Linked DNA regions of Homo sapiens: all the other regions are linked to region 5. The links are chromatin contacts, found by Hi-C or POLR2A ChIA-PET in ENCODE. All regions are on one chromosome and are shown on one strand. Each heading gives the region's core, a stretch centred on a gene start or an enhancer-like site at or near the end of the contact. The rest is flanking DNA. Distances are from core to core; before and after follow the strand shown.

Region 1 (3,759 bases), core at 760-3,259, 1.6 Mb before region 5:
AGTTCTTTTTTTTTTTTTGAGACAGAGTCTCACTCTGTCACCCAGGCTGGAGTACAGTGGCACGATTTCGGCTTACTGCAACCTCCGCCTCCCTGAGTTCGGCGATTGTCCTGCCTCAGCCTCCCAAGTGGCTGGGATTACAGGTACATGTCACCATTAATTTTTGTATTTTTAGTAGAAACAGGGTTTCACCATGTTGGCCAGACAGGTCTCGAACTCCTGACCTTGTGATCCACCCGCCTCGGCCTCCCAAAGTGCTGGGATTACAGGCGTGAGCCACCGCGCCCGGCCTCTACTTCCTAGAGTTCTTAGAGAATTTCTAGCTTCTGTTTCTTTAAACATGTTTTATTAGCTTTCTAAATTATGAAAGTAAATACAACTGGAAAAATACAAAATCCAAAGTCAAGGGAGTAAAAAAATGTAACTCCCTTGTTTCCCCTCCCCGCGTAACCGTGGTTAACAGTCGGTGTGCACCCTTACAGATGTTTTTTCTATGAAAATACAAACATTCGACTTGTTTCTTGGACTTTACCTCGCAGTCCGAGGAGAATCATGTGAACAGCATGAAAGCAGCATGGTCCGAAGACTGCAAACCATAACATTTCCATATCTACTGACTCTGAATTCCTGTTTCTAGAGGACCCGCACCCACGTGGCTCTGTGCATCCGCAGCAACTTGGTCTTTCTTCCTTTGCTGAGTTTGGTTAAGGGAAAGGGCCGATTATTGAGTGGGCTCAGTTCACAGGTGCCTGAAATTCCTACTTAGCAATGTTCCTTTCCAGCTGATTCCGCCTCCGAGAGCCTTAGGAAAAAATGCTAACAGTTAGGAGCGAAGCGTCCTTAATTGCTCAGTCCAATTATCTAGATGGGTCCAGGTTCGGTTTCGATTCAGAGATAAGGACCAGGGGGCGGGGACGCTTCCAGGTGAGCCCCTGGTTAGGCTTGCCTCCCCGCGGAGCGCACGCGGGTCTCGCTGGCTGGACTGGGCCTTTCAAGACCAGGTAACTTCTCCATCCGGTATCGCCAGGCTTACCTGGGGGCCTCAGAATTGTGTCAGCTGCGTCTCTGAGTCACCTTGGAACCCCTCGAAGGAGCGCGGGGCTAGGAGGGCGCATCGGTGGGCCCGGGGACCCCGCTGCTAGGTGTGGTTGGCGCCAAGGCCGCCTCTGGCCGGCGGAGCCCTGCAGTGTCCGGAGGGTGCGGTCAGAGTCCGGCCCTTTAGGCCTTGCCTCGGTATCCGCCTTGCCCCTTGGGCCGCGGCACGGGTTCGGGCCGAGCGCCCGGCATCTTGCGTTTCTGGCTTCCTGAGACGGGCGTGGGACCTCGAGGAAACCACTCTGCATGACCCCACGAAGAGAACTAAGGACCACCCCCCACCCTTCCTGTCCTGGACGGCTTCATAAGCCAGAGGATCCAGTGGCAGTACCAAGCAGGGCACCACTCTGGGTCGTGAGCACCTAAGAGGTGGAGCAAAGGTCAGACCCCAGGGTGGCCCAGGCCTCCCTCCCCCGCCTCCCCGGCGGGGCCATTCCTCACCCGCCCCAGCACTGGAGGGGGCGGCCGGGGTCGGTCTAGTTCCGGTTACAAACTGGACAGAAAAGGCCACTGGAGTCTCGCTAGGCGATGCGCCTAGTCCCCTAGCCTCAGACGAACCGCAAGAGGGGCCACCCACAACTGGAGGGGCGGAGGCTGGAGCTGAGTTTCATTAGTGTTTTTGGAGCTGCCAGGCATTTCCAGGGGGGTCGCCTTCCTAGAGGCCCCCTTTCCCCAGCTTAACCCTCGGCTTTGCAGGAGGGTGCGTGGGGGCTGGAGGGTCCCTGGAAGCCGCAGGGAGCGCGGGCCCGGGTGGGTCCTGGTACCGGGTGGGGAGAGCGGAACCCTCCCAAAACTTGGGGCGCGGGGCGGGGCCGTCGGGCGGTGACGTGAGGGGCGGGGCCGGGCCCCATTGGCGGGCGGGCAGGGGAGGGGCGGGGCCGGGCGCCCGCGGCGGCTGCTGCGCCTGGAACCGGAGCCTGGAGTGAGGCGCAGCGGCAGCGGCAGCAGCGGCAACAAGTGCCGGAGGCTAGCAGAGCCAAGCCGGAGCAGTCCCTGCCGCCGACACCGCCGGGCCGCCCGTCCGGGGCGCCGCGCATGGAGCGTGAGCTGCGGCGGTCGCCGGGCTGAGCCGCGCGGAGCGGCCGGGACGTGGATGTGGCCGCGATCTCCCGCCCTTGCCCCCGCCCCGCCGAGCTGGAGCTGCTCCCGGACAAGGTAGGGCCCGGGCGCCGAGCACCCCCGCCGGCTCCCTCCCCGCTGCCCTCTCACCGCCAGGCCCCTCTACCAGTCCCCTTCCGCCTCCCTGCTTCCCGGCCCCACCTTCCGGACACCCTGCTACCCCCGCCCGGTTCCTCGCCGGTTCCGGCTTCGTACCCGCGCCCCGGTGGAGGAAGCCGTCCCTAGGTGGCTCCTGCCGCATTTAAGCCTCCCTTACCTTCCCGCCGTCCCAGCCACCCAACCTCAGCCCAGAGGGAGAGGAGAGGGACACCGCCCGCTGCGGGGCTTTGGAACCTCCCAACCCATTCCGTGCCCACCTCGCCCTGGAGCCCGGGGACCTTCCCCCTCCTCGCTGCACCCCAACTTCCGGGGGATCCGGCGCCGGGGCGATGCGGGCTTTGGCAAGGGGCATCTGGGGCCGGGCCTCCTCATCCGGGGCGCGCGGGCATTTCGGGGAGGGGGGCGCGCGTGATTCCTCGCTCGCACCCCCGCACCCCACCCTCGCACTGCGCCGGCCTCCCGTGCCGCATGGGGAGATCAGGTGTTTTGTGAGCCAAAGAGCCGCCGGCAGCCGCTCCCCACCCCCCACCCCCAACCTCTGCCACTTCTGTCTCCGGCTCCCCCAAAACTGGTTTCTGCCAAACTTAGGGAAAACCTTTCGCTTTGACCTTTTAAAAAAAATATTCCACACTGTTTGCGTTGAATGATTAACCAGGCTGCTAGCCCGAGTCGTGGGGGTGGGGTGGGGCGGGGTGGGGTGGGTGCTGCCAGGCCAGGGAGCGCCTGAAGCCGGACTCTACGAGACACCCCTCGTGGGAAGGTGGGCGTGGGGGGCCCTGCCGGGGCTGCGGGCGCGGGACTGGCGGCTACTCCAGCACGGCAGGCGGACCCTTCTGGAGGCAATAAACCGAGTCACCCGGTTAATTTCCAGGCCACGGTATTTGAAACTCGGGGCTGGGGAGCCGCAGAACTCCCTGTACCCCCATCAAGTAGAGGAGCCGTCGGGAGACTCCCCACAAGTGTCACAGCGTCAAAGCTCATCTTTAAAAATATGTACATTTATAACCTGGGTTGGCGAGGCGGCGCTCTTCTGCCCAAAACGTAGGGGTGGTTAGTTTGTAGAGTGGGCTTAGCTCACAGGTGCCTGAGCTGTATCCCCGTGGCCGCCTCAGCCACCCCAACTTCTCAGAAAGATTGTTTAGAACAATTAAACTATATTCTTTTGCCCTTCTCTTGTTGGAACCCTACCGTAATATCCGATAGCGAAGCCAGTTGGTGAATATAGAATTCTACTTGTTAAAACAAATTCTTCCGGTATAATTATTTGTGCCTCTGGAGGTGGTAAACGAGGTGGCCGACAGGGCCGGGACTGGGAGTGAAAAGGCGGGGACCCTGGCCGAGCCAGTCCCGGGGCTCCGGTGCCGGCTTATAGTCGCACCCATGCGGATCTGACAGCTGACCCGGAGGGAGGACCGGCAGGGCAGGGCAGGGCGGTCACTTCCCATT
Region 2 (3,555 bases), core at 781-3,280, 1.6 Mb after region 5:
GAGTCACTTCCCCTCCCAGCACTCTTGAGGCTCAATGCCTGCGGGGGGCAAAAGACCTGGGGCCTCCGGAGCACGCCTTCCGAAGCCCACACTCCCCTGCAAAGACGCGCGCGGGGCCTCCCTCCAGGGCGCGTCCCCGCGGCTGCCAACCAGCTCTTTGCGCCCAAGCCCGCGCCGCCGCTACCTTGGCTAATGGCAGCACTGAATGAAAGGAACGGATGCAGGCTCCGGATTTATGAATGTGCAGGGGAGGAGGGGAGGGATATCATGTGACAATAAAGGAGCGCGTCTTATTCACAAAAAAAAAAAAGTGGCTGGTGGCGGGCACAGCCACTGAGCAGCAGCGGCGGCCGCCGCGCGGTGACCGCTCAAACCCCAGGCATAAGACTTGAGGCGTCGGGCCCCGCGGCCCCGCCCCCGTCGCACCCGAGACTGAAAACGCCTCAGACCAGGGAGGGAAAATGCCAAACTGGACCCCTGGACCGCGAGGCAGGAGGCAGCTGCACCTCCGCCCCGGGCTGGCGACAGTCACGGGTCCCGCGCGGGGCGGCCCAGGATCCCTCCGGCGGAGCGCCCCGAGCATTGTTCCCCTCGGGCCCGCGGGCCAGGCACAAGCCCGTGCACGCGCACCCGCGAGGACACTCACATACACACACACACACGCGCGCCCCCAGCGCGATGCCCCGCACGCCCCCGCCGCACACGCCTCGGTCCGCCCCGAGCCGCCCGACCCCGCAGGACGCGTGTGCCGGCCACAAGCGCGTGCACAGGCACTCACGCGCCGCGGGGCCCCTCGGGCGGCTCCAGCACGCCGGCCCGCGCGGGGACCCTGGCGCACCAGACCCCCGCGCAGCCCGCGCCTGTCCTCCTCTCGCTCCGCCGTGTTTTTTATGAATGAAAATGTGGTATGCAAATGAGAGCGATTCAAGAAAACGAAATGGCGGAGCCTAGGCCCCAGTGGGCTCCGGAGCGGACTGCAGGGCTCGCGGGGCGGCGGGAGTCACAAAGTCACTGTGCAAAAACCCACCAGCCCCGGGAAGCCGGAGTGGGGGTGTCAGGTCTTCCGCTCTAGCCGCCGAGGATTTCGGGGGCGGGGGAGCTGTAAGTCCTCCGAGAGGGAGCGGAGACCGCCGGGAGGTCACCCGCACGCCCTTGGCCCCCGGAGCTGCCACCAGCCCGCCGACCCTAGGCGTGCGCCCGCCAGCCCGCAGCAGTTTTTGCCCTCTCCTCACTTCAACAAGCAGGGAAGCCTCGCGTCCCAACGCCGAAAGGTCAGCGAGTCGCTGCACCCCACGCCAAGTTCACCCAATAAGCGTCCCCGCCCGCATCCTCAGCCCCGGCCCCCACGCTGCCCCTGAGGGGCACCCTCGTCCCACCCCGCGACCAAACTTACTCGTCTGGGTGTGTTTCTTCGGTCATTTTCTTGTTCACCTAGACGCCTGTCCCGCGGCGGGCAGCTTTGCTCCCTTCATCTTCCTGTCCGCTCGCCCCCCTTCTTCACATCTCCGGAGATCGCCTGATTTGGGGAGGGGGGGCGGCTAGAGATGAAGAGGGCGCCGCAGCAGAAGGGGAAGCAGGGCGCGGGATAGGGTTTGGGGGAAGGGGTGCAAAGGCAGGCTGCGCGGGGAGTGAACGCCGCAGCGCCGTGGGGAGAGGCGGGCGGAGGCTCCGGGGGCTCGGGAGCGGGCAGAGGGGGCGAGATTTGGGAAGGGGACGGCGGTGGGGGAGAGCAGGAGAAAAACAAGCGCGCCTCGGAGCGGCAGGGACTGCTGCGAGGAGGAGGAGAGCGCCGGCCGCGGGTGGGGGGGCTCAGTCCGGGGTCGCCCCCGGGGGGCCGGGCCAATCACGGTTCCGGGGAGCGGTCGGCGGCCGGGGGAGGTGCGCCTGGGAGGCGGTGCAGGGCGCCCCGTCCGAGCCCCATCTCTCGACTCCACCGATTTACTCCATATTGGATTCTCACCGCCGCCAACAGGAGGAGGAAGTAGGGCGGAAGCGATGACGTCTTCCCAGCGGCCAGAGGTGGTGGAGTGCAAAAAGCTTCCTACTTGCGACCGAAAAAAAGGGAGAAGAAAAAAAAAAAAACTTTGTCCCGCCTACTGAGCACGCCCCGCTTCCTCTCCCCCTCCCTCCTGGCTTCCACTCCCGGGGGAGCCGCGGAGCCGAGTTGTTTGCTTGCGCCGCGACCGTCTGGCTCCGAATCCTCCTTGATTAGGGCTCCGGGTTTTAGGAAGCCCGAGAGGAGGGAGGAGGCGGGAGCGGAGGACTCGTACACATCTGGCTCCCGTTTTTGCCCCCTCCCTCCTTCCAAACACCAAGATTAAAAATCGGGGGGTTGGGCGGGGGCAGAGATGGGAAACTCAAGGGAGGGGAGGGAGTAAAACAGCTGAAGAGGTGCTCAGGCTCAGAGGCACAACTACCCCCACCGCGGGGTGGGAAGGTAGGGGCGGCGCAGGTGCCAGGGGCTGGCTTCTCCAGCCCAACCCAACCAGAGAGGGGAGGGGGTTCGACTTTGCCAAGGTTCTGAAAGGCAGAGGCTTTTCCGTTTCACGTGAATCTTGTGATTTTTTTTCTTTTTTGTCTCAATAGAGGAATGGATTTTTGTTTTGTTTTGTTTTGAGATGGAGTCTCGCTCTGTCCTCAGGCTGGAGTGCAGTGGCGCGATCTAGGCTCACTGCAACCTCCACCTCCTGGGTTCAAGTGATTCTCCTGCCTCAGCCTCCCGAGTAGCTGCGACTACAGGCGCGCGCCACCACGCCCAGCTAATTTTTGTATTTTTAGTAGGGAGGGGGTTTCATCATGTTGGCCAGGATGGTCTCGATTTCTTGACCTCGTGATCCGCCTGCCTCGGCATCCCAAAGTGCTGGGATTATAGGCATGGGCCACCGCACCCGGCCAAGGAACGGATGTTTTTAAGAATCATTACTCATGCAAAGAAAAAGGTCAACCCAGCACAGCCCAGAAACGTTTGCATTTCCGTAGAAATTATGGAATTTCTCGCGTTAAGAAGCAGCCCCGGCCGGGCGCGGTGGCACACGCCTGTAATCCCAGCACTTTGGAAGGCCGAGGCGGGCAGATCACCTGAGGTCGGGAGTTCGAGACCAGCCTGACCAACATGGTGAAACATCGTCTGTACTAAAAATACAGAATTAGCCGGGCGTGGTGGCGCGTGCCTGTAATCCCAGCTACTCGGGAGCTGAGGCAGGAGAATCGCTTGACCCCAGGAGGTGAAGGTGGCGGTGAGCCAAGATTGTGCCACTGCACCCCAGCCTGGGCAACAAGAGCAAAACTCCATCTCAAAAAAAAAAAAAAAGAAGAAGAAAGAAAGAAAGAAAAAGAAACAAGAGACATAGTCCCTATCCCTTGCTGCTCTCCAAACACAGTAGACTTTTCCATCCTCTTGAATGTCCATGGGACAATCCAGATACGATGTTAACTAAATAGCAACCACTGAACAGGTTAAGAGATTAAATATTTGCCTCAGGCTGGGCGCAGTGGCTCATGCCTGTAATCCCAGCACTTTGGGAGGCTGAGGTGGGCGGATCACCTGAGGTCAGG
Region 3 (3,857 bases), core at 956-3,455, 1.8 Mb before region 5:
TTTGCCTGCCCCCTGCCTCATTTAACTACAATAGAATAGCTCATAAGATGCTCTCTGCATAAGATTTTATTTGAAGGAAGGTATCTATATTTAACTTGGGAAACAAATAGCTTAGGTAGAATTATAAACGAGATGGTAATATTGCCAAATAAATGGGATACACCCTGCCCAGCTCCTTCCCATTCTGTCACACAGTGCATAGGAGCAGTTTTGTAATTAGTAAACTCTATGTGGCCATGATCTTTGGAATGGTATGTATGGGATATAACTTTTATTTCCATTAATATATATTTATGATTATGAAAGTCTTAGATATGGTAGCTGCGAGAGGTATCATTTTACTGGTTATTAGTCTTATTCATATTTGGATTAGAACTTTATGGATTTCCTTGGGCAATTAGGGAGATAACTTTTAATGGTTTACATTTTGCTCCTTGGAGTTATGATGTTACCCAGAAGTCTCAAAGCCCATCATGGGGGAGGGAGAAGCCAACTGAAATATACATGGCTCTGGCCCTAATAGCCATTTTAGTTGGAGGAGCTCCAGTTTTATCTGTTAAATTAGTGGGATTCTACAAAAAATTAGTTTGAAAGAAGATTCTGGGGGTAAAATAAAATTTGAAACCACTGGATTAGTAGAAAGATCTAGGAGTTAGAAGACTTATGTTCCAGTTTTGGCTGTCACATTAACTAGTTTTGTACTGTTAGATAAGTCACTTAACATATTTTTCTCAGTTTTTCACATATAAAACAGAACTAATTCGGTCTGCCTCACAGAGTTGTCCTTGGATAGTGGTCTTAAAAACTGGTGAATCAGTCTGGGCATGGTGGCTCACTCCTGTAATCCCAGCACTTTGAGAGGCCGAGATGGGAGGATCACCTGAGGTTAGGAGTTCAAGACCAGCCTGGCCAACATGGTGAAACCCCATCTCTACTAAAAATACAAAACTAGTCGGGCGTGGTGGCATGCACCTGTAATCCCAGCTACTTGGGAGGCTAAGGCAGGAGAATTGCTTGAATCCAGGAGGCGGAGGTTGCAGTCAGCCGAGATGGCGCCATTGCACTCCAGCCTGGGTGACGGAGTGAGACTCTGTCTCAAACAGCAACAGCAACAAACAACAACAACAACAAAAATAACCAAAAAACGATGAATCAAAATGTATTAAGTAATGAAGATATTGTTAATAATAGCAGCAATACTCCAATAACTGAGAAATTGAAAATGGCTTTGAATTTTGTTGTAGAATTTATCACAATAACGTATGGCTTTCTTTTTTCCAATTTTCTGTTATCTAGGCATGATTGTTTCTTTTTTAAATGTTTTATTTTTTGATATTTTATTTTTTATCATTTATTTATTTATTTATTTATTTTTGAGACGGAGTCTTGCTCTGTTGCCCAGGCTGGAGTACAGTGGCACGATCTTGGCTTATTGCAACCTCAGCCTCCTGGATTCAAGCAAATTCTCATGCCTCAGCTTCCCAAGTAGCTGGACTTACAGGCATACATCACCACGCCTGGCTAATTTTTGTATTGTTAGTAGAGCCGGGGTTTCACCATGTTGCCCAGGCTGATCTTGAACTCCTGACCTCAAGTGATTTGCCTGCCTTGGCTTCCCAAAGTGCTAAGATTACAGGTGTGAGGCATCACTCCTAGCCTGTTTCCTTATTTTTTTAATGTTAGATTTGTTGGCCACCTTCCTTAAAATTTCATTTCTAATGAAAGACAGTTTATGTATACTCATATACACAGCATATATAGTTGTGTGTATGTATTTTGAAAAACTTATATTGATTTTCTTTTACAGTTTCTAAGAACGTAAGTAGATAAATGAAGCTTAATTTGGAGAAAACTTTAACTTTCTCTGCCATTCCCAAGAGAAATCAAGCTCAGAATGCTTGCATTTATTTCCAGCCTTTGAAGGGCCAGAAAATTGTGCCTGAAAATTGGGTTAGCACATTTTCTGAATCTGACTGCTGTTAAGTTACTCTGTAGTTGGGTTGGATGCTATTTCCTGTCTTCTTTCCTTCAAGCAGAGAATATGCACTTCACATTTTTTAAGGAAACCATTCCTAGCTTGTATATTCATTTACATTCTACATCTTATGATTGCAAGGATACACATAAAGAGTAGGTCTTATTCAGAAAAGTCCTGGCAGTTGTCCCAGCCTTAAAGAGAACAAGCCTGTGCTCTTCCCTTTTACCTGATGGAATATCACTATGGCCTTTCTTTGAGGAGTTGATTAGCAAACTTGACTCAGAGAGGAAGTGAGAATAGCACATTGTGGTTAGGTGGTGCTGGCTGATTTTCTAGCTCTTGCACAGCATATGCCTCTTAAATATCAGGGGGAGTAAGCTGCTCTTGCATCATACCACCATGGTTGGATAGCCCAAGTTGCAATTTCAAGTATTGCTGGCCAGTTTCTGGTACGTAGTTATGGAAATATAGGAAAGCACAATTCTGTCTGACGAAGGAACATATATATCTGCTTGTGGAGTATTAAGTGTGAGATATGCCAGGTAGTATTTTCTATCTTTTGGAAGTTAAGAAAATTAAATACCTGAAAAGAAGTGTTCTTTTTTCTTATTTAAAGCTCTTTCTACTAAACACAAATATCCTTAGAACCAAGAATTCCATAGGAACTATGAAACCTAACTGGTCAAGTATTTTCTGGCATAGTAACATGTAGTTTTATTGCCCAAAGGCCCTCCTGGGAAAAATTTATATAGCTAGCAATCCCTTTGATAATCATACCAATAGCCATTTGTTAAGAGTACCGCTTAGCTGGGCACGGTGGCTTATGCCTGTAATCCCAGCACTTTGGGAGGCCAAGACTTGGGGGATTGCGTGAGGCCAGGAATTTGAGATTAGCCTAGTCAACATAGAGACCCTGTCTACAAAAATTACAATAATTAGCTGGGCATGGTGGCATGTACCTGTAGTCCCAGCTACTTGGGAGGCTGAGGTGGGAGGATTACTTGAGCCTAGGGAGTTGAGGCTGTAGTTGGCCATGATTGCATCACTGGCACTCCAGCCTACGTGACAGAGTGAGACTCTGTCTCAAAAAATAAAAATAGAAAAAGTACCTATTATATGCCAGTTCTTAAAAAATGTATTTTAAGGTAAATAAATGAAGACAAAGGTCATACAAGTTAGTAGCAGGGCCAGAGGGTTGAGTACAATTCTCCCTGGTGTAAAACTCATTTTCTTTCCCTATGTTCTCAGTGAAAAATCATTTATAAAATATATCTTTTACTTTTCAGAGTATAGTTTCTCTTGAAAACAATTTATGTGAAGTGAAACCTACTTGTATTTTTCATGGTGAAATTAGACATAATATCCCTAAAAATGAAAACCCAAAAGACAAAATATTTCAGGAAGAAAATTAAGGTTGGAGTTCTTGGAATTATATATCACCAAGATCAATTTGCCTTGCTTGAGGATTTTAGTATACACCTGTCAGTTTACTTTTTGGTTGTGTCATAGTCTTTAGTACAGGAATTTTTCTTTGCCCCCTTCCCCCCTCCCTTTTATTTTTGGAGACAGTCTTGCTCTGTCACCCAAGCTAGAGTGCAGTGGCGCGATCTCGACTCACTGCAACTTCTGCCTCCTGGGTTCAAGCAGTTCTCGTGCTTCAGCCTCTTGAGTAGCTGGGATTATAGGTGTGCACCACCACACCTGGCTAGTTTTTGTACTTTTAGTAGAGATGGGGTTTTGCCATGTTGGCCAGGCTGGTCTCAAACTCCTGGCCTCAAGTGGCCTGCCCACCTTGCCTCCCAAAGTGCTGGGATTACAGACATGAGCCACTGTGCCTGGCCTTTTTCTTGCCCATTGGTCACTGTTTTCCTCTTCACAC
Region 4 (3,765 bases), core at 686-3,185, 2.0 Mb before region 5:
CCTCATGTGTGGTGGTCTCAGAACAGTACCAAACTCTTAAGACTTGGCTTCCTTTTTTTTTTTGTAGGATCCTGTCCTTTCCAAACTAGATTATTGTATAAACTGATCCCTCCTAAGGTAATAACAGTTTCTAACACAAATTTGCAGTTTAACAGGGCACTGTGGAAGCATATCTGCAACTTAGAAGTGACTGACTCCTTTACCACAGCAAGCCAAAGTTGAGTTTAATCTTTGGGAAGGCACACAAATGACACTCCCACTGGCAACTCATTTACATAGATTGCTCTTTAGAGGAGACACACATTCTTTCATTTGGTTCTCATAGAGCTGAGATGGGAAAAAAGAGACAATTATTATAGTTATTTTACAGATAAGGAAACTGAGGTTTAAGGAAATTATGTCCTAACACCACCTAGGAAGTGGCAGGGAATGGATCCTAATACAGAACTCTTCAATCCTTTTTCTCCATCACGTTGCCTTGTTGCCTACTGAAAATTGTGTTGAGGGGTAGCTTCATCATGAACAAAATCGGTCCTAGCACTCTGATCCTGGTTCATGTTCAGGGTCTCAGTCTGCCTTACTCTGGATAACTTCAAGTTGTTTGTCTGTTGGTGAAAGATTGGTCACAAAAGGTGTTGCTAAAGATGTTCTCATTAACAATTTTACTGTAGATTAAAGAGATCAGAATTCCAAAATATCCAGTGATTTCAGTTAGTCCTCAATCATAAGTTTGGTGTCTGAGAAGCTTTGGACACATGGTATTAGGAAATTTTTTCTATCTGCAGATTGCTAGTTTAAATTCAAGATTCCCATCTTTTTTTTTTTTTTTTTTTTTTGAGACTGGGTCTGAGATCTCAGCTCACTGCAACCCTCACCTCCCAAGTTCAAGCGATTCTCCTGCCTCAGCCTTCCGAGTAACTAGGATTACAGGGGCGCACCACCACGCCCGGCTAAATTTTGTATTTTTAGTACAGACGGGGTTTCACCATGTTGGTCAGGCTGGTCTCGAACTCCTGACCTCGTAACCCGCCCACCTCGGCCTCCCAAAGTGCTGGGATTATAGGCACGAGCCACCGCGCCCGGCCAAGATTCCCATCTTTTAAGTGAATTGAGCAGATGGCAGACCCTGCCCTCTACCTGCTGGACTGGTGTCCACAACAGATTTAACAATGAAAACTGATCAGTGAAAAGGCCGTCTCGCTGTACCCTAAAGAGCTGTTTAGGAAACACTGAAACCTCAGTGATTTGCTTATCTGTATCCGTGTCTGATTTAGCCAGTGAACACGTGATGGTTTTAAACACACATCTTTAGAGCACTATGTTGAGATCCGCTTATAACCAAGATCTTAAGGTAATAACGAAACACACCTGACAGAACAGTTTTCCTCAAATTACTATATATAGCCAGATATATCTCTATATATCCATTCCCGAGATGCTGGAGAGTAGAGAGTAAAATTCTATACTTTGCACTTGCCAGAAGCAGAGTAACATAAATGTTGTCTAGGAAGCTTTTACAACAGACTGGTGAAAATTAAAACACTTTTCAACGCCTCGATTTAGAGTAATTTTCGTGAGCGTAGAGAAGGGGCTGGGCCAGGACCACCAAGTAGGGACTATGTGCACAGGGACCCGCGTTTACCAGCCTGCCCTCAGCTGGGCGGGGAACCGGACAGCCCTCAGCCTGCACCCAGCCCATGCGAGGTCCCAGCCCAAGTCCCGCCCCAGTATTACCGATGCCCCAGCGGGCTGAGCCACTTTCTCCTCCTCTTCGTCCTCCAAGATCGCCTCCGCTGCCGCCAGGGCCTTTAAGGGGTCTTCGCGTTCGTACTGGGCGACCCGCGCTCCAGTGATGGGATTTACCGGGGTCTGGAGACTGGAGGCCACCAGCTTCGCCACTCGGTGGGAGGTGGCCATCGCCCCGCCTCCGAGGCCTGAGCGCCTGCGCTGGCCCGGGACGGGAAAGCTGGTGCGGCCCCTGGCAACCCGGGGGCGCCTAGCTAGGGAGCCGGTTGCTATGGGCGCCGTAACTGGGGACGCTACAGGAGCCGCCAGGGACCAAAAGTCACGCAAAATCCACTCAGGCTGCCAGAGACCCGAGTCGGGTGCTTACTGGATCATGGCAGTCAGTACCGAGTCTGTTGGCTGGTTCCGAAGGTTGGCAGGCTGAACAGGGCACTTATTCCACTCCTTTGCGTCTAACCGCCTGAACGCAGACTTCTCACATTATACAATGAAACAACTGCTTTTGTGAAGAAAAGAACGCTTTTTTATTAACTGCAATAACATGTTAGAAGGAGACAGTTGATGGAGGAGACGGCGGCGGCGGAGGAAAGCAGGGCGTGTTACTGGGTGGCGGTCTCAGAAGAGTGACAAGGTTGGCGTCCCGCTACCTAACATGTCTCCCGCGGGGGCCAGAGTGGGAAGGAGGGCGGTACATTCTACTCTGATTGACTTGAGGGCTAGCAGGAATCCACCAATCAGAAGGAGGCTCCCAGTTGTCCCTCTCGCTTTTTTCTTGACATGACCAATAAAAGCCCAGAGTTGGGTGGCGCCTGACCCTCCCACTAATGAGTGATAGTGCAGGTATTGTAAACCTGGCGTTTGCTTTGGGTTCTTCAGCTTGAGAGTGACAGGATTGAACGGCACAAGTGCCCAAGAGTCACCACAGACACATCCATCTCCCTCATCCGTATCTTCTCTTCCCACTCGGGATTTGGACGCATCAAATGGCGCCTTCCCTCTGCACCACGTGGCAGTAAGAGAAGCCAAACCTCAAAATAGCGGACGTGGTGCAGTCTCAGACATCTGCTCCCTGAGCCCCTGCTTACTGAGGCCGAGGCTGCCGCCCCCTATCTACTCCCTATCTACCCCCTCTCTATCCTTTGCCCTCCTCCTGCTCCCCAGCCCTACGACCGGCCCCCTCCGGTCAGTATTTTCCTCGTTATGCGCTGCACATCGTCGAGAACCCGTCTCTAAGGTCTGAGCCCTTACCAAACCTTTGTTCTCCTGTCTGGGTGTGAGCACCTACAAAGTCTCCTACGTCCCCACTTCCTTCAGGCTGCTCTTGGTTTTAGCTGAACAGTTGCTTCCCATGCTGGAACAGATGCTGACTGGGTTCTAAGCAGAAGCCAGAGCCAGAACCATGAGATATGCACCGCCAGGTGTGGCCAAGTTTCCAGGGGAGCAATTTCCAGTCAGACACGGCAGCCAGTTTTGTGGCTACAAAACTGCCTCAGCCTCCGGAGTAGCTGGGATTACAGGCGCACTCCCGGGAGGCGGAGGTTGCAGTGAGCCGGGATGGCGCCACTGCACTCCAGCCTGGGCAATAAAGCAAGACTCCGTCTCACCACCACCACCACCAACAAAAGTATTGATAAGGAATTATAGCAGATGAATTATAAATAATGAAATATCCTATTCTCTTTACTGTAAATTCCTCATAGACAATTGCTTCTCTCAGAATGCTTTCGTTGGTTTATGCTGTACTCCTGTATTTGTGGCCAACTTATGGTTGCAATTGTTTAACAACCTAGTTCCAACATGAATGTTGGTTAATATTTTTGTTTTTATTTGTGATTAAGATGAGAGTGACATATCCAAGATCTATGTCAGAATTTCACTTGTCAATGTTATGAGCAACTTCTTTGCTGAAATAGATAATCATTTTCTAACACTGGAATAATTTTTCTTAATTTTTTCTGCAAGTCACAATGTAAAGGCTACAGATAACACAAACTTTTAAGTTTACTCTGCATTAATATT
Region 5 (3,714 bases), core at 403-2,902:
GGTGTGATTTGACAAGCCGTGGGCTGGCCCTGTAACAGTCCCCAGGCTAGTGTCAAGTTCCGTGTAACATCCTCTTTCCTTGAGGACTTCAAGAATCTACCAAAAGAAAAGCATCTCTTGAGGAGTAACTTAGGCCAGTTCCACGTTGAAGAGAAAAGTAAACGCCTATCACAGCAGCTCTACAGGATTAGGAACCGGGGCAATGGGGATGGTGGTGGTTCCGGTGAGGGAGCCTTCACTTGTCACTTTCTTCAATGCCTAAACCCTCCTTTTGTTAGCTGGCCCACACAGGCCAATGCCTACTCCCTAACGCATCCTCACCCTCCCCCAACCAGATGTGATGAGGGGAGCAAGCGTCCCCTGAGAAGCGTCTGGGCTCCCTCGGGGCAGCTGCGGTGGGGAGCTCCGGCTCTATCCGCAGGGCTTTCTTTAGTCCCTAGTCAGCGGGAATATTTTTACTGATTGGAAAAATAACCAGTCGTGCTCAGGTGCTCTCCCTCACTGAGATATACTGGCGAGGCTTCCCTGGCCGCAACGCCGCCGTAAGTGCTGCTCCCACGCGCGGTATCCCCGCGTACTGCTCAGTGCCCAACTCCGACGGGCTCTCAAGTGCCGCAACGCCCCGCCCCTTGCCACCTCCACACGTCTCATTGGCCAGAGCCTGCGTCCGCCTCGGCTCCTGACTGGCGGCTGCGCCTGTCGGTCCGTGCGGCAGGGACATTTCCGCATTGAAGGGGCTGCTCCGAATGGAGGGGGAGGGGAGGTGTTTAGGAGAAAGTAGGGGCTGTGGGTGTCGGGAGCCGGCTGACGGGTGGACAAGGGGGGGTTAGCAGCTGGGCTGCGACCGTTAGGGAGGGGCTCAAGGTGTGCATGTGTGAGGGAAGAGAGAGAGAGAGAAGGGCGCCTCAGAGGTGACTTTCAGCCTGCGAGCCTTCTTCCCGGGGCGCCATAAACGCCCCCAATTTCCCAGCTGCTAAAGGAAGAGGAAGGTGGGTCTCGCTGGCGGCTTGAGGAGGGGCGGGGTTGGGCTTCCGGCGACCCCCTGGATGAGTGTGTTTCCCGCTCTCGCTGGCCCGCTGTGTGGTCTCGGAGGCGGAATTTGGGCTTCTGAGGAGCGCAGGGCAGGCGGGGCGAGAATATGTACGGGAAGGGTCGGTGCCCTCCCTTGGGACTCCCGCGCCGGTGCACGGGTCTGCCTCTAGCCGGTGACCCCTTAGTGTCCGCTGCGGGGGAGGGGCAGCGTAGCCTTCGGCCCCTACCGAGAAAAAGCTGCGGCCGGGTTTCACTGCTCGAGGCGGGAAGGCGGGGAGCTGAGGCCCCGACCGGTCGGCCAGCCAGAGCGTGGAATTGGTAGCGCCTCCTAGTCCCAGGATGTTTATGGCTGGTGAAAATGGTTGCACTGCCCCCGCTGGCCGGCCTCGCCCGCCTCCCCGACCCCTGCTTGGGCGGGAGCCGCTGTTAACCGGGGTTTTCGGGGGAGGCGTTTGGGGCCTGGACGGCGGCGCGGGGAGGGGGCAGCTAGGGGCGCGGCCTGCCAGTGCCTCCTGCAGTACAGCCCTGGAGGGCGTGGGGACTTGGGGGCGGTGAAATAGCCGCTGTAGGTCCGCCTCTTTCATTGAAGAAATTTAAGTTCGTGTGGTTTTACCTTTTCCGGGAGTCTCCAGCTGGCCCTCATTTGTGTCCGGAGCTCAGGAGTTCCCAAACCGACTCAGTCGCACCAAGTTTCCGTCTTTTGGAATTGGGGAAGGAGTTTCTTTCTTTCTTTTCTTTTTTCTTGAGCCAGTTTTAATCGCTTTGAATAAATACTCCCTTAAGTAGTTAAATATAGGAGGAGAAAGAATACATCGGTTGTTAAAGCAGGAGAGGAAGAGAGACCTGCCCTGTAGCGTGACTCCTCTAGAAAAAAAAAAAAAAAGCCGGAGTATTTTACTAAGCCCCTAAAATGTCGAGATTTGTACAAGGTAAGAAATGCTGCTGCTTATATCCCGAGTTGCTTCAGGCAAATTTGGGTACTGACAGTGGAGAGGTTGGTGGGTGGTTTGGAAGTGGAAATGTTCATTTGAGATAACATTTGCGAAACCCTTTTCGTTGAATTGTCATCTGAGCTGCCTTGAGCTGCTGGGTTGACGTTCCAGACGCGTATAATTTATGCTCCTGTACCCTGCTGGGTTTAGTTTTGCCTCCCTGAAATCAGGTTAGTAGTACCGTCGCTTTCCTGGATAGTGGCTGTAAGTGATAAAACAGGATTTTTGGCTGCTAATTAATCCTTGTTCTCTTTTCCTGGTCTGTGTCAAGGTACCTGTGCGTGCACGCAGACGGGAAGGGCTGGGGAAGCGGGAGGACTGAGAAAAGCCGGGTGGGTTTTGCCGGGACTGTTGGGGAAGCTTTAGTGTTCTCCGCTTCTACTTCGTTTGTGTGTACGTGGTTTGCGTCTCAGATTCACTTATTGCGAAACTGGGAGTAGCCCGAAGAAGCTGGAGGTCATTTCAGCTGGAGAAATGACTTTGCTGCATTGCTGTGTTTATTTTTTCCTTTTTTGAACTATGAAAAGATGATTAAGGTTCCTTTGAAGTTTGAAAACTGCTCTCTAAATTCCACATGTGTATTTAAAAAGGGTTAGGGAATGCCTCAACTGAGATTATCAGTAACGTGTATATGAATGCATGTGTGTACGGTGTACTCACTGAAATTGGTGCTGGCATAAACCTTTGACACCAGTTTGTAGCATGAGATTTGCCTTCTGGTATGCAAGTAAACTCTTTCCTTGTAGACTCCAGTGTGTGAAAGCTTCAGCCATCTTGATGAACACACAGCTAGTAAAGTTCACAAACACTTATTATGCTTCCTGATAAATGTAGGTGTACTTTTGGAAAAAAAAAGTTGTGTCAGTAATGGCCATCATTTGACCCTGGGAATAAAAATGCCCTACTGAGTTCTACATCGCTTTATTAACTCTTCTTTAAATTTTGTGTAGTAGATTAAAGTAAGAGAATTCGACTGCCTGTGTTATTATCGAAACAGATCGAACGCTATGCTTGCCTTTAGCGCTAAGCTCAGAAATGTCACTTGTTATTAGACTTTCAAATTCATGTTATACCTTATATGTGGTAAGAGATGCTTATGTTCTGATTGAGTAAATGTCTTATTCAAGAATAGAAAGGCAGAACTGTTAGAAACGTACTGGTTTTGTAATAACAATATTCAGTTACCATAAAGGCGGTATTTTGCAAGAATATGCTAGGTAAAAGTGGACAAGTTACTTCTCTTTAAAAGTTAGAAATATTAATAAACCCAAGGTGTTCCATGTAGAGTTATGCTTTAGAATAGGTTGCAGAATTGGCAAGCATTGACTGATTTCACAGCCTTTGCTGTAATGCCAACTTGTCCTCAGAAGATTCAAAATCAAGTGGTAAGAGTTGCTGTGTATGTTTGTCATTACTTTGTCATCCACTTTTTTTAAAAAAACTTTTTATATTTTGGAATACTTCAGGATTTATAGAAAAGTTGCACATTTGTCAAAACTAAGAAATTAACATAGGTACATTACTGTTAACTAAAGGCTTTGTTCAGATTACAGTTCCCATGATTCACTCTAAGATACCAGATTGCACTTAGTTGCCAGCCACTTTTTTTCTTTTTTCTTTTTCTTTCTTCTTTTTTTGTCAAGGTCTTACTGTGTTGTCCACGCTGGAGTACAGTGGGTATTCACAGGAA
Region 6 (3,602 bases), core at 790-3,289, 1.7 Mb before region 5:
ATTCTTAGGTCAGGCTTTCCTTGGAAGCTCTAGTTCTTCTCAGCTGTAACAGCAAAAGCCTAAATTCCATTATAGACTCTTTATTTCCTTTATATAACCTCTCTTCCCCCAGTCTTATTTTAATAATGATTCAAAAAGAGTTCCAGCATTAAAAAAAAGTAGTTTAACTCTTCACCCCCAAATGCAAGAAGGTGGTGAAAAGCAGAGGATGATGTTGAGTATCTTAAATAGCTGACATCATGTCAAACTATTAATTGTTGAAGTTATTTTTTTACACCTGAGTGAACATTTAGAAAATAATATAAATAGAAATTAAAGGGAAATAAATGCTAAACCGATGTTAGAAAATACTGTTTTCTGAAGTGTACAGTAAGTATCTTTTTGTATGTTTTTTTTTCTTTTTAATTTATTTATTGAAATGGAGTCTCACTCTGTCACCCAGGCTGGAGTGCAGTGGCGCGATCTTGGCTCACTGCAACCTCCGCCCTTTGAGTTCAAGCGATTCTCCTGCCTCAGCCTCCTGAGTACCTGGGATCACAGGCACCTGCCACCGCACCCAGCTAATTTTTTTTTTACTTTTAGTAGAGACGGAGTTTCACCATCTTGGCCAGGCTAGTCTTGAACTCCTGACCTCATGATCCATCCGCCTCGGCCTCCCAAAGTGCTGGGATTACAGGTGTGAGCCACCATGCCCAGCCTTTTATTTATTTATTTATTTTTGAGAAGGAGTCTCACTCTGTCGCCCAGGGTGGAGTGCAGTGGTGCAATCTCTGCTCACTGCAACCTCTGCCTCCCAGGTTCAAGCGATTCTCCTGTGTCAGCCTCCCGAGTAGCTGGGATTACAGGCATGCGCCACCGCACCCAGCTAATTTTTATATTTTTAGTAGAGACGTGGTTTCACCATGTTGGCCAGGCTGGTCTCAAACTCCTGACCTTCGGTGATCCACCCACCTCGGCCTCCCAAAGTGCTGGGATGACAGGCATGAGCCGCTGCACCCAGCCTCAAAGTGTATAGTAAATATCTAAACAAATGAAAGGGACAAGATATAGAAGGAATCTTAGGATCAGCTGAGAGATAATTGAATACTTTCCTAAAAGAACACAATACTGGAAGGGATGGGGCTTTGTGGGACAATTGCTATTTTGAATTCTTAGGTGTCCAACTTTACAACCAAGGTTTACAAATATTTTAAATGGTGATTTAGTCAGCAGAAGGGAAGACTCAAATAGAACATAATTAGCTTAAGCTTACCTCTAGTTGTAGAGTATACAGGTTTTGACCTCAAAATTTGAAAAATCGCAATTTTTATCTAAGTGCAATCAAGTTTTCCTTATTTGGGGATGGCCATAATTGTCTCTCATGGCAACTCAACTGTATGCAACATTGAACCATCCTTTGTTGCAAAGGAACCTGCCTGGGCCTGCTTCCTGTTAGATAAATGGTCCCAACTGGCATAACTTACAAGTTTGGTACATAAACTATCTGATTACAATACTAACGCTATACGTGAGCAGGTAGTAAAATATGGGCATTTACATCATTTATTCACCAAGAACTGTAATTAGGCATTTTCTTTCTCTTTTATTATATTTTAAAATTTAATATAGAGACAGGGTCTCACGCTGTCCCCCAAGCTAGAGTGCAATGGTGCAACCATTATTCACTGCAGCCTGAACTCCTGGGCTCAAGTGATCTTCCCACCTCAGCACCACCACGCCTGTCTTGTTTCTGTTTTACATGCTCTTGGCTAGTTTCTGTTTCCCACTGGTGTTAGGGTTTTAACTTCTGTTGATTCACAGGATGCAGGTGGGGGAGAGATGGCAAGGGGGAAAATATGAATTTGATTACTCAAGTGGAACAAGGTGAAACCATTAGTTTAAAATAATTTTAGGCTGAAAAATTAAAATCATTAAATTATTTCCTTCATGCTGTTATTACACTGTTTTTGTATTAAAGAAGTAAGCATAAATATGAGGATTGTATATTATTTCTATTCTGGCTATTTTTAGAATCATGGCTAAGAATTGGCATGGATCTCAGAATGACTGATTTGGAGGCTTTAGCATCTGGTCAAAAATGAGGAAACATCTGGACAGACAGGGCAGAAGATTTGTACAAGGCCGTGGTCAGGAAGGAATTTCAGGTCTACTGTCTTCCATCTCTACATTCTACCTTTTAGACCCTTCAAAAGAATAAGTGCTTATTTCAAAAATCTGTGTCCTTGCTCATGTGTTTAAATAATGACAGTTCCTGTAGTGAGGATTTTTGTATGCAGATGTGACCTAAGACTAGGTCCAACGTCACTTACATCCTGCATCCATGTTAGACCTGTCTCTGTGCTTCAGGTTGCTGTCACTCTTTGTAGAGCCTGATGCTGTTTGTGATGACCTTGGCCTCACTTTCCACTCAGTGCCACCCTTCTCTGGGTGCAGTGTGCAAAATGAGTAAGTTGGCTGCCACATGGGGCTTCCAGGCTGTCCACAGTACCCAGATAGCCAGCACATTATTCTCATCCTAGCTGGACAACCATTGACCCAAGCTTGGGTCTCGGGTTCTTGGTGACAAGTTGTTATAAATGGAGAACCGATACCGGGGCACGGTGGCTCACGCCTATAATCCAAGCACTTTGGGAGGCTGAGGCGGGCGGATTGCTTGAACTCAGGAGTTCAAGGCCAGCCTGGGCAACATAGGGAGACCCTGTCTCTACTACTAATAAAAAAATTAGCCAGGCATGGTGGTGCATGCCTGTGATCCCAACTACTCAGGAGGCTGAACTTGGAGGTCGAGTCTGCAGTGAGGCTGTGTTTGTGCCACTGCACTCCATCCTAGGTGACAGAGCAAGACCCCCTCTCAGAAATTAAATAAATAAATAAAAATTTTTGAAATGGAGAACTGAGAAAAGGAACACTAATGCAGTTGTGTTCCCATGGAAGATAGTCAAACAAAGCTAAACATAGCTGGAGTAAGAGAACCAGTGGCTGCTAACAGACGTGGAACTGTGCAACTGAACTAACCCCAAGGCTTACTCCCTCCCTGGGGAGTTGAGGCCAGAAACATTTTCTGTAGCATCTGTGGCAGAGCTGTGGGGCCTTTCTGGCTCAACTGGGAAGGAAGGTGACGGCTGTTGTTCTTCAAGGAATCGCTTTCCTGCCTCCTGAAGGGAATCACCAGGGCCTAGATTCTGGAAAGGGAAGGGAAAGTGGAGAACACAAAAAGGAAACGTTTTCTTGTTCTCCCATGAGATTCATGTGCATGTCCCCAAGCAGATTGCCAGAGGAAATGAAGGTTCTTTAAAAATAATAAATAAATAAATTCTGGCCCAGCACAGTGGCTCACACTTGTAACCCAGCACTTTGGGAGGCTGAAGCAGGAGGACCACTTGAGCCCCGGAGTTAGAAACCAGCCTGGGCAACATAGCAAGACCCTGTCTCTACAAAAATGTTGAACAATTAGCTGGGTGTGGTGCACACAGCTGTAGTTCCAGCTACTCAGGAGGCTGAGATGGGAGGATTACTTGAGCCCAGGAGTTCAAGACCATCCTGGGCATGATGGTGAGACCTCATCTCAATTTAAAGAAAAAAAAAATCCCTCCCATGCCTGT
Region 7 (3,548 bases), core at 114-2,613, 1.1 Mb after region 5:
GAGGGAGGGAGGGGGGGAGGAAGGAAGGAAGGAAGGAAGGAAGGAAGGAAGGAAGGAAGGAAGGAAAAAGAAAAAACAAAAGACCACCCACGGAAGTCTTTAAAGAACAATTCACAAGCAGAATAAAAAAATATAAAAATATAATAACTGTGATACAGTAAAAAGACTCAGCAGAAGTTTCCCTTGTAACTCGCGTGGCCAAAGCAGATATCAAATAAAAGATGAAATAAACAGGAAATCCATAGAACGTGAACAATAAGGAACCGTTCAGGATGGCCAAACCGCCGTCTGCGCTGTTTTCTCGCCAGGGCTCAGGCCTGGGAACGGAAGAGGTTAAAATCCAGTGGCTTGTGTTTCAGCTTTGGTTACGTGGCAGAAACCAACTGGAAGTGGTGGCGTGAGAGCTCTGTTTCTTCTAGAAGAGCTTTGCGTCTTAAACGCCCATACCGCAGACAGCTGCCTGGCGGGCGACCCAGCCCCATCCTGATGGCCCCAGGACACAAGCCCAGGAGCGCCCCGGTGCGCGCGGTTCCGCGGCCCAGGGGCGCCGGGTTTGGTGGCACAGCGAGCCCCCTTTCTCTAGCGGTATGGCTGCGTTAGAGCCCTAATGAGCGCGTGCGAAGGCTCCCCTTATTCATCCATCCTCCGGTCCGTCCTTTGTCTCAAGGCCGGGGCCTTGCTGGGCACCATGGCGTGCTTTACCGCACAAGCCCCTGAGGACCCCTGGAAGAAGGGATCTTCCGCAGGAGGGGACGCGACGGCAGGACCGCCCCGGGCCCCCTCACCGCGCCCGGCCCCCTGGCGGGAGAGGCCGGCGAGCTCTGGAGAGGAGCGCGGGCCGCGCGGGGCGAAAGCGCCACCCGGGAGAGAGGGATCCTCCCCTCTCCTCCTCTCTTCTCCCCTCCCCTCCCTCCCCTCCCACAGTCCTCAGGAGGAGGAACGCCGCTGCGTTCTAAGTTCTCCCGGGCCCTCTGGCCCCGAGGACTCAGATCCCGGCCGCGGGAGAGGGCCCGGCAGGTGCCAAGGAGCCCGGGCGGTCCTTCAGCCCGCACTTCCCCGCGGTCGCCCGGAGCCGGCCTCCGTTAGCCGGGCGGGTAGGCGGCTATTGGCGCCAGGATTGGCCGGCGCCGCCCGCGCCCCCGCGGCCTCGGGTGGAGCCTCCCGCCCGGCCGCCCCCTGCGGCACCCGCGACACGGGTGGGGACCAGAGGCTCCCGGCGGCGGCTCCCGGCGGCGGCTCCCGGGCTGTGATTGGCCAGCGCCACAGGGGGCGGGACGGCGGGCGTGAAGTGAGCGGGCTGGGGCCGCTGGCGCGCCCTCCTACTTCCCCGTCTGCGTCCGCGTTCGCGGCTCCCGTTTGCATCATCTCCAGCCGGCGGCTGCTCCAGGGAGGCTGGGCGCGATCCTCTCCGCCCGCGGCTCCAACCCGCACTCTGCGCCTCTCCTCGCCTTTCTCGCACCTGCTCCTGCGCCAGGCCCGGAGACCCCCGGGGCGGCTTCCCAGAACCTGCGGAGCACAACTGGCCGACCGACCCATTCATTGGGAACCCCGTCTTTTGCCAGAGCCCACGTCCCCTGCCACCTCTAGCTCGGAGCGGCGTGTAGCGCCATGGAGAAGAGCAACGAGACCAACGGCTACCTTGACAGCGCTCAGGCGGGGCCTGCGGCCGGGCCCGGAGCTCCGGGGACCGCGGCGGGACGCGCACGGCGTTGCGCGGGCTTCCTGCGGCGCCAAGCGCTGGTGCTGCTCACCGTGTCCGGGGTGCTGGCGGGCGCGGGCCTGGGCGCGGCGTTGCGCGGGCTCAGCCTGAGCCGCACGCAGGTCACCTACCTGGCCTTCCCCGGCGAGATGCTGCTCCGCATGCTGCGCATGATCATCCTGCCGCTGGTGGTCTGCAGCCTGGTGTCGGGCGCCGCCTCGCTCGATGCCAGCTGCCTCGGGCGTCTGGGCGGCATCGCTGTCGCCTACTTTGGCCTCACCACACTGAGTGCCTCGGCGCTCGCCGTGGCCTTGGCGTTCATCATCAAGCCAGGATCCGGTGCGCAGACCCTTCAGTCCAGCGACCTGGGGCTGGAGGACTCGGGGCCTCCTCCTGTCCCCAAAGAGACGGTGGACTCTTTCCTCGACCTGGCCAGGTAACACTCTCCACCTCTCCCAGGGCCCAGTGGGAGACGCCAGTTCTCGGATGCCCTCCAGTTCATACACCCATATGCTTATACACTCCTAAGAGTTAATTCTTAGCTGGCTGCTGGTGGCGTTTAACGTTTTAAAAATATCAAAATGACGTCTGGAGTTTTTGCGTGCTGACCACACCTTTGCAAACAGCTGGGGCGCACCGCACAATCGAAAGAGCAGGGCCGCATCTTTGAGCAAGAACCAGTCCCCACCGTTAGGTGGGCGTTTGTTAGGGAAGAGCCAGCCGCCCCGCCTGTTCTTTACTCCTTATACTCTCGCGCTGCTCTCCCCGGTAAAAATGTTCCGACCACGCCCCAGTGGCTTCGCCTCATTTTCTCCCACATGGTGCCTAAAAGCTTCTGGGAGCATTGGTTAAGTTTTGCCTCTTGGGTCATCCGGCTTGCAATCTATGGCCTTCTCTGTTACAGTCCTTGGCTGCGAAGGAAGCTGGCAATTTTCTGCAGTTATCAGTGGACCCACGGATAATAGGGCTGGGGTTAGTTGAGTGAGACATATTGCCCAGAAATATGCCTCTCCTGAGGGCTTGGGGCTTGGGACAGGTTGCTGTCCACCCCAGTAAAGACCACGGCAGAGTGCTGTGTTTCAAAGGCCTTTCTTTGTGCGAAAGTGTGAGTTCTAGAGGGGAGGGAGAGAAGCATCTTCACTTAGTTTTGCCTGCTTTTTGCAATTCTTAGAAGTTGCATTTCATCCTTTGAGATGATGTAGTATCCTTTCTGTGACTTATCCAAAACCTTGGTCTCTCCTGGTTTCTCCATTAGCCCAAAGTTCACAAATGGGGAAACTGCAGCCCGGAGGCATTTACTGATCTAACCAGGTTCAGTTGAGTGAGGAGTCCAGCTGGCTCCTTCTCCAGATTTCTGATGATTTTGGATTCTGAGCCTTGGAGTTATTAATATATTTTGTCTTGAGTTATTGAGGCAAAGCTCCTCATTGCTGAGGTTGTGAAAAACAGCAAACCCTGGGCAAAGTGACTTGCCTTTCCAACTGTTTCCATTTCTCCTTCTGGAAAATGTGATGGCTGTCTGCACTTAAGAGAGAGATTGTTCACTTAAAACAACAAAAATCTAGGACATCCGTATTTAAAAACAAACAAACAACAACAAAAAAAAACCACTCATGAGGGAGACCAAAAGTTCTTGCCAAAAGGGCAGATAGTGGTGGCCTATTAGGACTTTTAAGGGGATCACAGCTTTTTTTTTTTTTTTTTTTTTTTAAAGTCTGGGTCTTGCTCTTTTGCCCAGACTGGAGTGCAGTGTTGGGATCCTAGCTCACTGCATCCCCGAACTCCTAGGCTTCAGCGATCCTCCTGCCTCAGTCTCCAGAGTAGCTGAGATTACAGGTGCACACCACCA

Evidence for each region. Hi-C counts contacts between places; a loop is a spot of excess contacts on that map. ChIA-PET counts read pairs that join two places held with the same protein, here RNA polymerase II (POLR2A). Pooled maps may share reads with other maps.
Region 1: a loop to region 5 is called in a map of B cell, with 6 times the contacts of the local background. The contact joins the promoter of B3GNT2 here to the promoter of UGP2 in region 5. A Hi-C loop is called at or near these places in 5 of 168 maps with a recorded cell type or tissue (B cell, CD4-positive, alpha-beta memory T cell, CD8-positive, alpha-beta T cell and 1 more), 3 of 37 single-sample maps with no recorded cell type and 15 of 50 pooled maps.
Region 2: a map of CD8-positive, alpha-beta T cell shows a loop between it and region 5 (4-fold over the local background). The contact joins the promoter of SPRED2 here to the promoter of UGP2 in region 5. A Hi-C loop is called at or near these places in 5 of 168 maps with a recorded cell type or tissue (CD4-positive, alpha-beta T cell, CD8-positive, alpha-beta T cell and naive thymus-derived CD4-positive, alpha-beta T cell), 4 of 37 single-sample maps with no recorded cell type and 17 of 50 pooled maps. POLR2A ChIA-PET finds 5 or more read pairs at or near these places in 1 of 52 experiments (BJ).
Region 3: a loop to region 5 is called in a pooled map, with 5 times the contacts of the local background. The contact joins the enhancer-like site here to the promoter of UGP2 in region 5. A Hi-C loop is called at or near these places in 3 of 50 pooled maps. POLR2A ChIA-PET finds 5 or more read pairs at or near these places in 2 of 52 experiments (activated CD4-positive, alpha-beta T cell and common myeloid progenitor, CD34-positive).
Region 4: a loop to region 5 is called in a map of B cell, with 21 times the contacts of the local background. The contact joins the promoter of FAM161A here to the promoter of UGP2 in region 5. A Hi-C loop is called at or near these places in 1 of 168 maps with a recorded cell type or tissue (B cell), 1 of 37 single-sample maps with no recorded cell type and 10 of 50 pooled maps.
Region 6: a map with no recorded cell type shows a loop between it and region 5 (9-fold over the local background). The contact joins the enhancer-like site here to the promoter of UGP2 in region 5. A Hi-C loop is called at or near these places in 1 of 37 single-sample maps with no recorded cell type and 1 of 50 pooled maps. POLR2A ChIA-PET finds 5 or more read pairs at or near these places in 1 of 52 experiments (CD8-positive, alpha-beta T cell).
Region 7: a pooled map shows a loop between it and region 5 (15-fold over the local background). The contact joins the promoter of SLC1A4 here to the promoter of UGP2 in region 5. A Hi-C loop is called at or near these places in 3 of 37 single-sample maps with no recorded cell type and 13 of 50 pooled maps. POLR2A ChIA-PET finds 5 or more read pairs at or near these places in 2 of 52 experiments (GM12878 and activated CD4-positive, alpha-beta T cell).

What each region holds. Positions count from the first base shown.
Region 1 is chr2:62,194,106-62,197,864 of GRCh38, forward strand. B3GNT2 (UDP-GlcNAc:betaGal beta-1,3-N-acetylglucosaminyltransferase 2) reads left to right here and starts at 2,010. Exons shown (of 2, transcript NM_006577.6): 1 at 2,010-2,250. LOC124906013 (a long non-coding RNA gene) reads right to left here and starts at 1,908. Exons shown (of 2, transcript XR_007086336.1): 1 at 1,034-1,908; 2 at 1-802. RefSeq lists enhancers at 495-1,102, 1,709-2,315, 3,296-3,405 and silencers at 1,396-1,625, 1,916-2,355, 2,536-2,885.
Region 2 is chr2:65,430,569-65,434,123 of GRCh38, forward strand. SPRED2 (sprouty related EVH1 domain containing 2) reads right to left here and starts at 2,031. Exons shown (of 6, transcript NM_181784.3): 1 at 1,394-2,031. The coding sequence starts at 1,419. RefSeq lists silencers at 374-883, 914-963, 1,734-1,933.
Region 3 is chr2:62,037,191-62,041,047 of GRCh38, forward strand. All of the region lies in intron 2 of COMMD1 (copper metabolism domain containing 1), which reads left to right. Among named protein-coding and RNA genes, the nearest start is that of COMMD1, 130 kb to the left of the region's middle. Within about 2 kb of position 2,206, at least 5 of the 41 ENCODE cell types and tissues checked have a DNase peak (open chromatin) inside an H3K27ac peak, as active enhancers do.
Region 4 is chr2:61,852,125-61,855,889 of GRCh38, forward strand. It overlaps FAM161A (FAM161 centrosomal protein A), which reads right to left and starts at 1,936. Exons shown (of 7, transcript NM_001201543.2): 1 at 1,735-1,936. The coding sequence starts at 1,917. RefSeq lists enhancers at 1,420-1,549, 1,710-1,869, 2,110-2,339, 3,080-3,129.
Region 5 is chr2:63,840,244-63,843,957 of GRCh38, forward strand. It overlaps UGP2 (UDP-glucose pyrophosphorylase 2), which reads left to right and starts at 1,653. Exons shown (of 10, transcript NM_006759.4): 1 at 1,653-1,961. The coding sequence starts at 1,943. It also overlaps a transcript of WDPCP not described here. RefSeq lists enhancers at 660-839, 1,710-1,759 and a silencer at 1,300-1,609.
Region 6 is chr2:62,139,217-62,142,818 of GRCh38, forward strand. No RefSeq gene overlaps it. Among named protein-coding and RNA genes, the nearest start is that of B3GNT2, 55 kb to the right of the region's middle. RefSeq lists an enhancer at 2,850-2,939. Within about 2 kb of position 2,040, at least 3 of the 41 ENCODE cell types and tissues checked have a DNase peak (open chromatin) inside an H3K27ac peak, as active enhancers do.
Region 7 is chr2:64,988,036-64,991,583 of GRCh38, forward strand. It overlaps SLC1A4 (solute carrier family 1 member 4), which reads left to right and starts at 1,364. Exons shown (of 8, transcript NM_003038.5): 1 at 1,364-2,135. The coding sequence starts at 1,609. RefSeq lists silencers at 674-1,373, 1,584-1,763 and an enhancer at 1,366-1,950.